Regions from separate parts of the Homo sapiens genome. Here regions 2 and 3 are each linked to region 1. A link is an interaction called in ENCODE POLR2A ChIA-PET data of the cell type or tissue named here. Cell type or tissue: HepG2. All regions are shown on one strand.

Evidence for each region. Peaks named below come from ENCODE experiments on the same cell type or tissue, not always from the same donor. Only the 100,000 strongest peaks of a DNase experiment are listed, where the experiment ranks them.
Region 2: POLR2A ChIA-PET joins it to region 1 with 6 read pairs; 3 of 35 experiments call an interaction of 5 or more read pairs at or near these places.
Region 3: POLR2A ChIA-PET joins it to region 1 with 8 read pairs; 3 of 35 experiments call an interaction of 5 or more read pairs at or near these places.

The regions. Positions count from the first base shown.
Region 1 is chr1:214,048,402-214,052,401 of GRCh38, reverse strand. No RefSeq gene overlaps it. Among named protein-coding and RNA genes, the nearest start is that of LINC02775, 62 kb to the left of the region's middle. In HepG2, no CTCF peak of the experiment used is centred here; DNase peaks (open chromatin) are centred at 1,561 and 2,751; H3K4me3 peaks cover 407 bases.
Region 2 is chr1:213,995,344-213,999,343 of GRCh38, reverse strand. PROX1 (prospero homeobox 1) reads right to left here. Exons shown (of 5, transcript NM_001270616.2): 2 at 1,084-2,875. The coding sequence starts at 2,808. Among named protein-coding and RNA genes, the nearest start is that of PROX1, 9.4 kb to the right of the region's middle. In HepG2, no CTCF peak of the experiment used is centred here; no DNase peak of the experiment used is centred here.
Region 3 is chr1:213,976,036-213,980,035 of GRCh38, reverse strand. All of the region lies in intron 1 of PROX1-AS1 (PROX1 antisense RNA 1), which reads left to right. Among named protein-coding and RNA genes, the nearest start is that of PROX1-AS1, 8.1 kb to the left of the region's middle. In HepG2, no CTCF peak of the experiment used is centred here; DNase peaks (open chromatin) are centred at 2,328 and 2,935.

The sequences.
Region 1 (4,000 bases):
CTGCTATGAGGCTAAAAGAATATCACCTCTCCTTTGAACAAATTATCCGGGGACTCATCAGTTCATTGGGTAACTAAGTCCTTTTATTAATACTCAAAAGAATATTGTGATAATCTCTAGGATTTTTAGATTAAAATTCTCCCCAAAGGTCTCCACATGGAGATTTTCTTTTAGGGGTGAAGCTGTGTCCAGGTCTAGGAAGCAGTCACACAACTATACATTTATTTATATATTTCCATTCTTTCAAATGTCAGCAGAGCGCCTATAATTTATGCTTAGACAAGTTTAAAGTGAATATTGGTGTTCTGAACATTGTTGAACCTTTCCTTTTCTCTATTCATTGTAACTAGGATGGTATCCCCTCAAGCATTACTGGCCTTGTTCCACTATGTCAAATGTATGCAGCAGAGAAAGGGGATACACCAGCAGCTGGAGTGGCTGAGCGGAAGGAAGGACACTAGAACATATTAATCCCATTTTAAGCAACAGGCACTGTGTTAAGTGATTTCAGATACAATACCACATTTAATCCTCATAACAAGCTTGCAAGGAGAACATTGTCACGACTGTATTCATACATGAAGAAACTGAGGCTCGGAGACATTAAGATTTGAGCCAGGATCTGTGTTCTTCCAAAGCCCATGGGTCAGAAATGCCAGCTGATTCTGGTTCCAGCTAGAACTACCAGACATCTTAGGCCAGGTCTCAGGAATCCTTGAGGCAAAAATCTGCATAACATTGAGGCCAAAGATGAGCCTAATGGAGTTGGACCTACCCATTTAGTGGTAGACTTCTTTATTGGCAAAATATTCTGTCAAGATCTCCCCTGATGGACAAGTCAAAATTCTTTCCAACATAACAAAGACCTATTGTCATCATGGGAATGCTGCGATCTTGCTCTTTCAGCTCAAAAATCTACTTTCTGGAACCAGGTCATGGACTTGCAGGACTTTCCATCTACAATTTTGTTTAGGGAATTGAGATCAGATGAACAGGGCCGAGGAAGCTGTAGGCAGACAGAATTAGTGATAATTCTTTCCCACAATACTGCACTCCATTCTTCTAACATACCTCAAGTGCATGCCCTCGGCCAAAACAGATCTGGCAAGAGGAAGATTAACAATGATGACAAAAATAGTTCCTGACTTGATAAAACAAATATCAACTGGGACAAGAACAAGAACTGCCCATAAACCAACCTTGGGATCTAACATGTTCTTCATTAGGACAGGATTGCACCATCTTAAGTATGTCACCTCATGCTAACTCTGAAGTTAGACCTTAAACCACTGCCCTTGAACTTAGTCAATATTTGCAAACTGTGAAAAAAAGAGGATACAGATCAGCATGAGGGGTAAATGTAAGATATTCTGAAATAACTTTTTTTTTTTTCGTTTTTCTCTAAGCTCCTAAGTCTCTATTTGTTGATCTTTCAGAACCAACCTTTGGAGACTAGGTTACTTAGGCAGATGTTTCATGTAATATTGTGTGCATTGGGAGGGTGGGGTGGTGGTAAATTTTCATTGAATAAAACATGGCTTTGTCTGGGTCTGGGCTGCCTAATTTCCTCTCAAGATAAAGATGAGCTCATTTGAGCCTATCCGTCTCCAGATCAGTAAACACTCCGCATGGGTCAAATTCCAGTCCCAAACCCAGGGCTCCTGCACTTCGGGAGCACATCGATTTTCCCTTTCCTGAGGCTTCAGGGTGAGAGGTCAGGGCAGGTGTGGGCGTGGGTGGCCCAGATTTCCTCTGCCTTCCAGCTTTGCTTCTGTGCATGCTCTGCCCAAGGCTCAATTCCCAGAAGTGGGAGTGTTCATTCTCACTAAGCCCAAAGCACGTTTCAGCAGCAGCGTGCCTTCTTCACCATCTCCTTCCATTCTCCCATTTTGCCCTCTACTCAAACTCAGAGCGGGATTTTTGTGCCATCTGTTTTGCAAGTTAATTTCTTTTCTGATTACTTACCATGAACCCCCATCTTCCTAAATAAAGTTCTGCCTCTTTCCCCACTCTACTCCACTTTTCCCTTAACCATGGTAAGAACTGCAAACCCACGACCACACTGAGAACAGCACAATGCAGCATTACGACTTGTGTGTATTTGATGCCCTCCCTCCCATCTGTAACACACATACTTGTACACCCATTGGGAGCTTCCACCTTTTGAGAACAGGGCACATAGCTCACTCCTGTTCGTGTGTTCTGCTTGCCTCCTTTACCAGGTGCACAGTGTGGGTTGATTTGGGCTACTAAATTGAAGAAAAACAAGAAAAAAGGAATAAGGCACCAATGGTGGCATTTAAAATGCCAGTGACCACCCCGTAGGTGCACTCCTCAAGGTTAACAGTAATTTGTCCTATCCGACTTCTTCTTCCTCTACCCTCTACTAAGCACATGCTATTATACCAGGTACCTCCCACAGCACATCTCATTTATTACTCAGTTTGAGGGGTAGGTGTTATTTCATAAAAGAACAAACTATGACTCAAGAAGACTGACAAGTGAGCAAGTCATGGACTAGGCTTCAGACGCAGGTCTGTCTGACTCCATAGCCCAAGCCAGTAACTGTGCCACTGCTCCCTCCTGCCTTCTTCAGGTGGAGTCTCCAACAGCCGAGGCAAGCTGGTCAGTGCAGAGTGCCCATGGGCTAGCACAAACCAGACAAGGGGATGCATGCATCCAGGCCAGAATCTTGTTTCCTCTCTGACAGTGAAGGGTACATTCAGCCCCAAACCCTGCCCCACTGCTTCTCTGCTCTTGTCTCTTAATATGCTTCCTGCAAACAAAAGTTGTGCTTGCTTGCTAAAAAATTTCAAACACTTTGGAAATGCATAAAGTAAACATAAAAATTAACCCCTTACCTAAATGCTTCCTTGCCTATCTCCACTACTCAGAAATGACATTTATTTATTTATTTCTAAATTATTTTCTTTCATTTTAAGTTCTGAGATACTTGTGCAGTTACATAGGTAAACGTGTGCCATGGTGGTTTGCTGGACCTACCAACCCATCACCTAGGTATAAAGTCCAGCATGCATTAGCTATTTATCCTGATACTCTTCCTTCCCCAACACATCTCTGACAGGCCCCAGTGTGTGTGTTTCCCTCTCTGTGCCCATGTGTTCTCATTGTTGAACTCTCATAAGTGAGAACTTATAAGTGAGAACATGCAGTGTTTGGTTTTCTGTTCCCACATTAGTTTGCTGAGGATAATGGCTTCCAGCTCCATCCATGTCCATACAAAGGGCATGTTCTCAGTCCTTTTTATGGCCGCATAGTATTCCATGGTGTATATGTACCACATTGTCTTTATCCAGTCTGTCATTGATGGGCATTTGGGTTGATTCCACGTCTTTGCTATTGTGAATAGTGCTGCAATGAACATACATGTGCAAGTATCTTCATAATAGAATGATTTACATTCCTTTGGGACTATACCTAGTAATGGGATTGCTGGGTCAAATGGTATTTCTGGGTCCTTGAGGGATTGCCACACTGTCTTCCACAATGGTTGAACTAATTTACGTTCCCATCAACAGTGTAAAAGTGTTCTTATTTCTCCACAGCCTCATCAGCATCTGTTGTTTCTTGAAATTTAAAAATCTCCATTCTGACTGGCATGAGATGGTATCTCATTGTGGTTTTGATTTGCATATCCCTAATGATTGGTGATGTGGAGCATTTTTTTATATGTTTGTTGGCCGCATAAATGTCCTCTTTTGAGAAGTGCCTGTTCATGTCGTTTGCCCACTTTATAATGGGGTTGATTGTTTTTTTCTTGTAAATTTGTTTAAGTTCTTTGTAGATTCTGGATATTAGACCTTTTTCAGATGGATAGATTGCAAAAATTTTCTCCCATTCTATAGGTCATTTGTTTACTGTGATGACAGTTTCTTTTGCTGTACAGAAGCTCTTTAAATTAGATCCTATTTGTCAATTTTTGCTTTTGTTGCAATTACTTTCAATGTTTTTGTCATGAAATCTTTTCCCATGCCTATGT
Region 2 (4,000 bases), 53 kb after region 1:
TCTGTTTATTATATAAGAAACATGCCTCCACCTGCCCCCAAATGCTACTATTTTACTACTCCCAAAAGACCAACGACCACAAGATTTTTAAAAAATTTACAGAAAGAACCGATATACAGAGAGAAAAAAAAATCTTCAGTTAAAAATAGCTGGAGTTCGGGATAGGCCTAATAAAAAAATATAACTGTTATCTCTACATAAACGTCAGTTTCAGAATTTAAAAGAATCATAAAAAGAGCCATTTTTAAGTCGAATACAGCTGAGTTTTATATTTAATTGTGCTCTCTCGCTTTCCAAAATAATTTGCTTTGTGTATGTTGGGACAAAAGATTTCTGTGTATGGCTGAACAGAGGTTAATCATGCATAGAGGCAGCTGCACCAGACCCAAAGAACAGACCTTGGGTGAACGGGAGAGAGACCGATGCTGTCTGAATAAATCAGTACCTGTATATTTCCTTAAAAAAAAAAGTCTCACTTAAAGATGAAAGAGAGACTAACTCCCCACCCACATCCATTTTTCTTCCTCCTCAACCTCCCACTTGTAAAGCGCTCTTCCTAAGATTTCATCGGGCTGTCTTTAAACGGACCAGAAGCCTTGCAGATGGTTTACACTGAGAATTCTTCTTATGGGATCTTAGGGATCTGAAAACTGACTTTTCTCCTTATTCTATTAAACTTACCATCTTTAAAAAATATCTGAGAGAATTCAATCAGTATTTACAATGAGACTGTTTTCTCATCTCTAAATCTACTTCTTTATTTTTTTTAAGAGATAGGGATAAGAAGATAATGCAGGAAGAACAGCAGAAAAAAAACACTGCTGAGAAAGCACATATTAAATAGGAGCTCCTCAAGGCAGTGAACAACTTGTGGAAGCTGCAAAGATGTTGGCTTAGTTTTAAGCTTTTCTGCAATCAGGAATGGCACACGCATGCTGATAAAAGCCTATTCCTTTGAATAATGGGAAAGGTTGCCTTCTTAAGAAGATACTAATCTACATTACTCTAGATATTGTGTAAACCCAACCTTTTGGGAAACCTTTTTTGGTTTGTTTTTTCCTCGAGGGGAAAATAAAAGGATATTGCACTTCCCGAATAAGGTGATATTTCAGACATATCTTGAAGATCGCCGCACTCGGACTTTATGAGCGACAAGGAGAGCCCTTCGGCGGTGCTGGGCGGGTGTGCTGGTGAACAAGGGTGGTGGCTCAGGTGGTGAGATGACATCTTGGTCCTCAGACTCGTGGTATCCCTAGTTAAGTCTAAGGATTCAGGAGAGGCTCTGTCTTTTCCAGAGAAGGAGCCGGAGGGAGCACCTAATGGGCTCTGAAATGGATAGGCCATCAAGGGAAGGGGGAAGGGGTGGCGGAAGGTGGACGTGGTGAAGCCCGTGGTGGCAGAGAGAGGCGACTGGTGCAGGGGCTGGTGGTGGCCGCCAGCGGCAGGGCCGGAGGCAGACTGGTCAGAGGAGTTTTTGCGGACAACCAGGGGCAGTGCTTCTGTCTGGTCAGTGGAACTGGCCATCTGCACATTGCCAAAGGTGTCCAGGGGGTTCGGAATGATGACGTCGCCAAAGCACTGCAGGCGCTGGTTGGCGGTGTGGAAATTGTGGTTTTCCCCATTGACTGCAAATCTGGCCTGGGGGATCTGGAGAGGTGGGAAGACCTGAGGAACCTGGCGGGAGGGCTTGGCCGAAAAGACTTTGACCACAGTGTCCACAACTTGCGACATGGCAGTGTTCAGTTCCTGTTTCAAGGTCTCAGCCAAATGTTTGCCTTCCGGTTGTAAGGAGTTTGGCCCATGGTCTCTTTCTTTGTTGTTGCCTTCTCGCTTCGGCTTGTTTTCAGCCATTTCCTGCTCTCTGATCAGGGCTCGAGCTCGGTCAATAAACTGTCCTGGGTCTAGCTCGCACATCTCATTATCTGACCTTCCGACAGAGTCCTGGGCCCTGGCATCCAGGATCTCCGAGCGCATGCTGTCTTCAGACAGGTTACCATCTTCATCATTTTCCGAATCAGTGCTGTCATAGATTTGGTAGAACTTTTCCTGCAGCTGGCGCAGCTGTTTCTGCATGTCCTCCAGCTGCTGTTTCAGCTGTCGGCGCTCCTCTCGCTTCTGTTCTTTTCGGGCTGAAACCAGCTGCTGGAAACTCTGTTGCTGCTGCTGGGGAAGCTTTTGCTTGCGTTTGTTTTCTCTGTAACTTTCTCGGGGACTCACAGACTGCGGGGCCATCTCTCTTTCATTTTCATTGCCCCTTAATGCCACACTGGGGGAATGGCTCATACCCCGAATTATATTCTCAACCCGGGCGCGCTTTGCTCTCAGGTGCTCATCACATAAGCGATCCATATCAAACTGGCTCATAGTAGGCCTGCCAAAAGGGGAAAGACACTCTGGGGGGCTGTCTCTTGAAGAGTTGCTGCATATATCCTCCTGATGTACTTCGGAGCCTGTACTAGAGAGACCGCTGGCTTGGAAACTGGGCTCCGTGCCACCATTTTTGTTCATGTTATTTTTCAACAGCTGGGAAATTATGGTTGCTCCTGGAAAAGGCATCATGGCATCTTCATACGAGTTCGCCCTCTTCAGCAGCTTGCGGAGTACATTTGACTTTTCCCCATCTGCATGCTGCACCACTGAATACTCAACATCCTGCTCAGAACCTTGGGGATTCATGGCACTAAAAAACGTTGCTCTTGCCTTAGCAAAAAATGCAGATGCTGTCCCTACCGTCCTTTTCACTCCAATGTCAACTCTTCTCCTCTTGGTTTGCCGGCTTAAGAGGGCTGTGCTGTCATGGTCAGGCATCACTGGACGGTTATTGTGCCATCTTCAAAAGCTCGTCAGCTGGGCACAGCTCAAGAATCCCGGGACCCTGGCCAACAGAACAAAAGGACTGATGAATCATTTTCTTTAAATTTCTCCAAATTTCCTGACCTCAATCCTGAATCAAATGCAAAATGCATAGGCTCTGGGATTTATGGCACATTACAATTATTGCAATTTATTATGCACTCTGCTTGAAATGAAACATTTTTAAATATTTCTGCTCCACTGGTTTAAGATGGATTAAGATTAAAAAAAAATTAAGCAAAAACTGCTTAAGCACCAGTAATATGATTCTCTCTCACAAATGCCTAAAATGATACTGTTTATCTTCAGAAGAAACAGTAGATTATAAGAACACAGCCTCTGACAACCAATTGATTAAATTTTGGGCATTGAGATTCATATTATAAGGAAGATGAAACTGCTCTATACTTAAGAAATAAGGTTAAATTTTGAGACTATGAGAAATTCACATGAAAAATTGCATTTCTGCATTACAATTAGTGTGGTTTTAACGCTATTAAAGGAAAAGGACTCTAAAATAAATGCAAATATATAATAGAGAGCTTTTATTCTTGAATTTTACAATATTTTTGTCATATGTAAAATGGGAAGGAGAACACCCTTAGCAGCAGCATCTTTCAAACATAAATGGTCAGTTTAGCATTGAAATAAATGCACAATAGTCATTTTATAAGTCTGCTTATTTAGCTTAGCTATGCATTTTTTACTTGTAAAATCATAGGTGAAGATGATATCTGTTGATATATCTTAATGTAACTATAAGAATATTTATACATTTTCATAATGTCCTTTTAATGACAAATTATTACAAAGTTGGATTCACTGCAAAACAAGGATGTTACCACATTTTAGAAATCAATATGAGGAATAATAAGTTATTGACCGAGATAAAGATAAATATATCTTCAGGACTAGTTTCCTTCTGTTTAAATCTGCCAAAATAATATGTCCAATGCCCAAAGAAACTCTTTAACATACAGGATTTGTGAACCTTATTTCCTGTGCCAAATTAAAGGAAAAAAAAAAACAGAAAAAACTGAAAGAAGATATATAAAGAAGAAAGAAAATAATGTCCATCAAATGTGTGAGAAAGGGAAATATTTCTTTGTATATGAACTTCCATTGTTTCTTGGAAACACAGTATAAA
Region 3 (4,000 bases), 72 kb after region 1:
CGGGGGCCCTGCGTCCCGGACTATCTCCCGGGGGGCGCTATGGGTAGGGAAGCGGGGCTGCCTTGACTCTCAGTGCGGGTCCCCGGCGCCCTCTCAGCCTACTGGGGGTGCGGGCTGCGCCTCGGTGTGTGCCCCCCTTCAGCGCCTCGACAGCGCCCCTCACGCTAGCTTCCTACTTCCTCCCAGCTCCATCTTCCTCCGTCCCCTCCCTAGGCCCTGCTGCTCCTTTCACTCCTCTGGGTCCCTGTTCCCTGCCCCACCGTCCTTTTCCCACCACCATCAGGCGAGTTCATCCCCTTCTCTCTCCATTGCTAATCTTCTGATGGCGGTGCTGGGGAGAGCGGGAGGGGGTGCTTAACCCAAAGTGGACTCAAAGAAAACAGAATAATTCAATTCATCGGATAATTACTGTTTGCAAGACACTGCTAAGCACGACAGTTGGTGACCCTTTGAGGGAGCAGAGTGGACCGAAGGATTTTGGTTCTGACCCAATATGGGCAGTTATGATCGGTGTTTGATTTAGGCAGATCTCGGAAACCTCAATTAGAAACTCTAGTCTAGAAGGATCTGGACGAGGGGCAAAAGTGTCAACACCTTCTTCTCTCCTATTCCAAAGTGATCTTTCCGTGGGAATGCGGCAAGGAGTCAGCAGGCATAGTGAAAATGGGCGGCGATGGATACTCCCAGCACTTGCTGAGCACTGCTACGCCTCAGGACTGGGACAGGTGCTTTACACCCCAAAATTCCCGTTTCTTGATTCCAAAATGTCGTAGATTATAAGACACACCATTTAAAGATGGCCTTTAGGAGAAAAGGAAAATACGAGGATCTTAAATGCACAATGGATTGTGAGACACTGATTTTAGGAACATAAGATATGAGAAAAAGTGAATCTTAGAAGTGAGGAAATAAAGTATAGTATGCGTAATTCTCCCAACAGCCAAGAGATGAATTATCGCCATGTTTGAATGAGGGAACTGAGACTGGGGAAGGCTTCACCACTTGCTCAAGGCCGCAAGGCCAGTAAGTGGCACAGCCAGAATTGGAATCCGGGTCTGCCTGTAGTCTGAGCTAGAGCAATTTCGCTTAGGGCAGTAGCTTCTGCAGGGATTGGGCTGTGTCAGCCCTTTTCCATAACCCTGTTTTTGTCTTGACCCTTTTACCATCAACACCTGCCCCCACACCCCAAGCTATGGCTATTGGGGGGAAGATAGGAAATAAATTACATTTTTCACATTCAAAATAAAGTATTTAAAGGGTAAAAATCATGTATGCCAGGTTTACTGTGCACCACAGGAAGTCGATGAATTCAAGGATCCCTGTATTGCTGAAAATAGAATTGTAAAAAATAAAAGGGGTGGGGGGAGAAAGTGAACGAAACTAATCCTATTAAACGTGGTAGCATGTTTTTGTGGCACGCAGGGAGAGATTAAGCACAGGAAAGGGGATAAGTACTGCTTCAGTTTCACTAAACTAATGTGACAACTTGTCATTGGAGATCTTTACAGCTTGTTAGTAGATGACTAGCTGATTCAGAAGTGTTTTCTATCATTCCCTTTGTGTCCCCATGAGTTTTTGTAAAAAAATTTTCTTTCTTTTCCTGTTTCTTTCTTACTCATGCTGCTCTATTTTGCTTTATAATCCTCAGTGTCTCCTTCAAGTCAAAACATTTAGCTGGCTCTAATCAAGATTTGGTTTTGAAAATGCCCCTTGACCTGGGGTAGCCCAGAGAAGCCCTTGTTCTTCATACTCAGCCCCGGAACGGTCCTGTGGCTTGAGAAACTGAGCTTCTGGGAGAAAAGCTCCCTTTTTGGATTTCACTTTTCTGCCGTCCTTCTCCTTTGCCCTCCTCCCTTTTCTTTATTTTTTGTTCTATCCTTTTATTCTTTTCTTTTTGCCTTTAATTTCTATTCCTCTATTCTCTTTTCCCCTTTCTTTATTTTTCTCTCCAATTTTCCTCTTCTCACTTACTTTCCTTCCATCTTCTCTTCCTTAGAATTCCTTTCTCTTCTTTCATGCATTCCAATAACTGTTTTCCCTTTTCTTCAGATAAGACAGTTACATTCATAGAGAAAAGCTATGAATTTTTGATGGTTTCTAAGTTGAAGTAGCTCCCAGTGAAGGGGGCAGTGGTGAGGGGAGGGGCAGGGAGCCCATCACAGACCCGCAGGGAACAAAAGGCTGATCAAAGTGAAGAGGAAGCCAGAAGTCTAGGCTTGGTCACTGTCTTTCCAAAGCAGGTGTCTAGCTTGTTTGGAAACCTGGCTGACCGTCCCGCTCTTTTGCTTTGGCATCACTCTCTCCCACTTTCCCCCTCCCCCGCTGCAACTTTCCTCACTGGCTTACCACCAGGCGAGATGTTGAGTCAATGGAAAAACAACATTCGCCAACATTAAAGGGAGACTGTTTAGAAAAGGAAGGCCCTGCTGAGGTGCAGAGGAAGCCTGTGCATTAACACGGGCCACCTCTTATCTGGGGCAGCTGGGCCTGAGCTGCCTGTACTCATTCCCTGGCTTTGCCAAGGGGCCTTGGGGAGTGCGGGGTGGATTCTCACCCACGGGCATCACCAGACCTTTTAGAGACAAAAAGCAAGTGCTTTTTTTTTTTTTTCTCCCAGGGACTTAACTGGAAAACCTTTACACATAAACACTGTTTTGCAAAAGGCACATTTCTCTAAGCCTCTGTCTCTGGACACTTGTCACGTGGACCTGGCCCCTCTCATTTTCGGTGCTCTTGAGGACTCCCACGCCTTGTAAGGACTGGCCATTCTGTCCTGAATGTGAATTATGGGGAGGGGCAAGCTAAAGTGACCCAAAGGAAAAGAAGAAAAAGGCATGTGTGTAGGTTCACCCTGGCTCTAAATTGCTTACCGTTAAGTCTTGAGCCAGCTCCTGACGGAAAGATAAGGTAAATCCCTAATCAGTCAATAATTAACCATAGCTCCATTAACGATCCAGTCAGCCAAATCCTGCTGACACCTTTAGAACCCTGCTTTGGTGGGAAGGATTAGGCAGAATCTTTCAACAGAAAGGCCCATCTATTCAGACTGCCATAGACCCCACTCATGGGTCATCACAAAAGGAGTAAAGTTATGCCTGTGTCTGCCAGTGAAGTCCTTTCTGGGGTTAACTCTGTAGGATAACTTCTGGAAATTTCACTTTTGGAAATCTCAGCGTGTGTGTCTGTGTGTGTGTGTGTGTGTGTGTGTGTGTATACACAGAACAGCTTGGAGATCCAATCTGGTTCCAGGTTGGTTTGAATCAAATCCCAGATGTGCTCTGATTGTTGTTACATTATTCTTCTGAGAGGATCATATTTTCTCTCCCTTGACCATGTTAGTTTGTAGTTTATTCCCAGCATCTCTAAATATTCTGGTTCCTTGTTTCTCAATGTTAGTTCTTCTTCGATTCGTGATAAAAGGAGAAGTGCTTTTGAAATGATAAACAACCGCACATTCCTATCAAAGCATGAAAATTATTTTTGAATTTCAAATAAGTAGAAAATTAAAAGACTAATAAATATTTGATTTTGGTACTTCTGGTGGATCTTTTTTCTTTTCCTTTTCTTTCTTTTTTTTTTTTTTTAACTTCTTACAGAAGCACATGTTTACGAAGGTGGGCTTAGATCTTTTTTTTTTTTTAATTTAAATTGTGGGCTTTTGGTTTGCTTTGCTTTGTTGTTCTAGACAGCATTTAGTATGTTACCAGATGCATGTAGTTATAGATATTATACCATTAGATGAGAAAAATCTGTATAATCAGTGTGGTTTAAGTGTTTCCTAAGGTCAAGTTGTAGGTCATGACCCTATGACAATCAATGAACTTTGCTCCTAATCTTATGTTTAAATCACTTGAAAAAGACATTCTTTTAGAAAGAGAAATAGAGTACAAGAGTGTGGTATGATATGAATCCATCTCTATCCCAGGACTAAAGAACAAAGATCGTTTGGCTGTGGGGGCACTCTTCCTGCATGTGGAAGATGGTTCATTCAGCTATACTT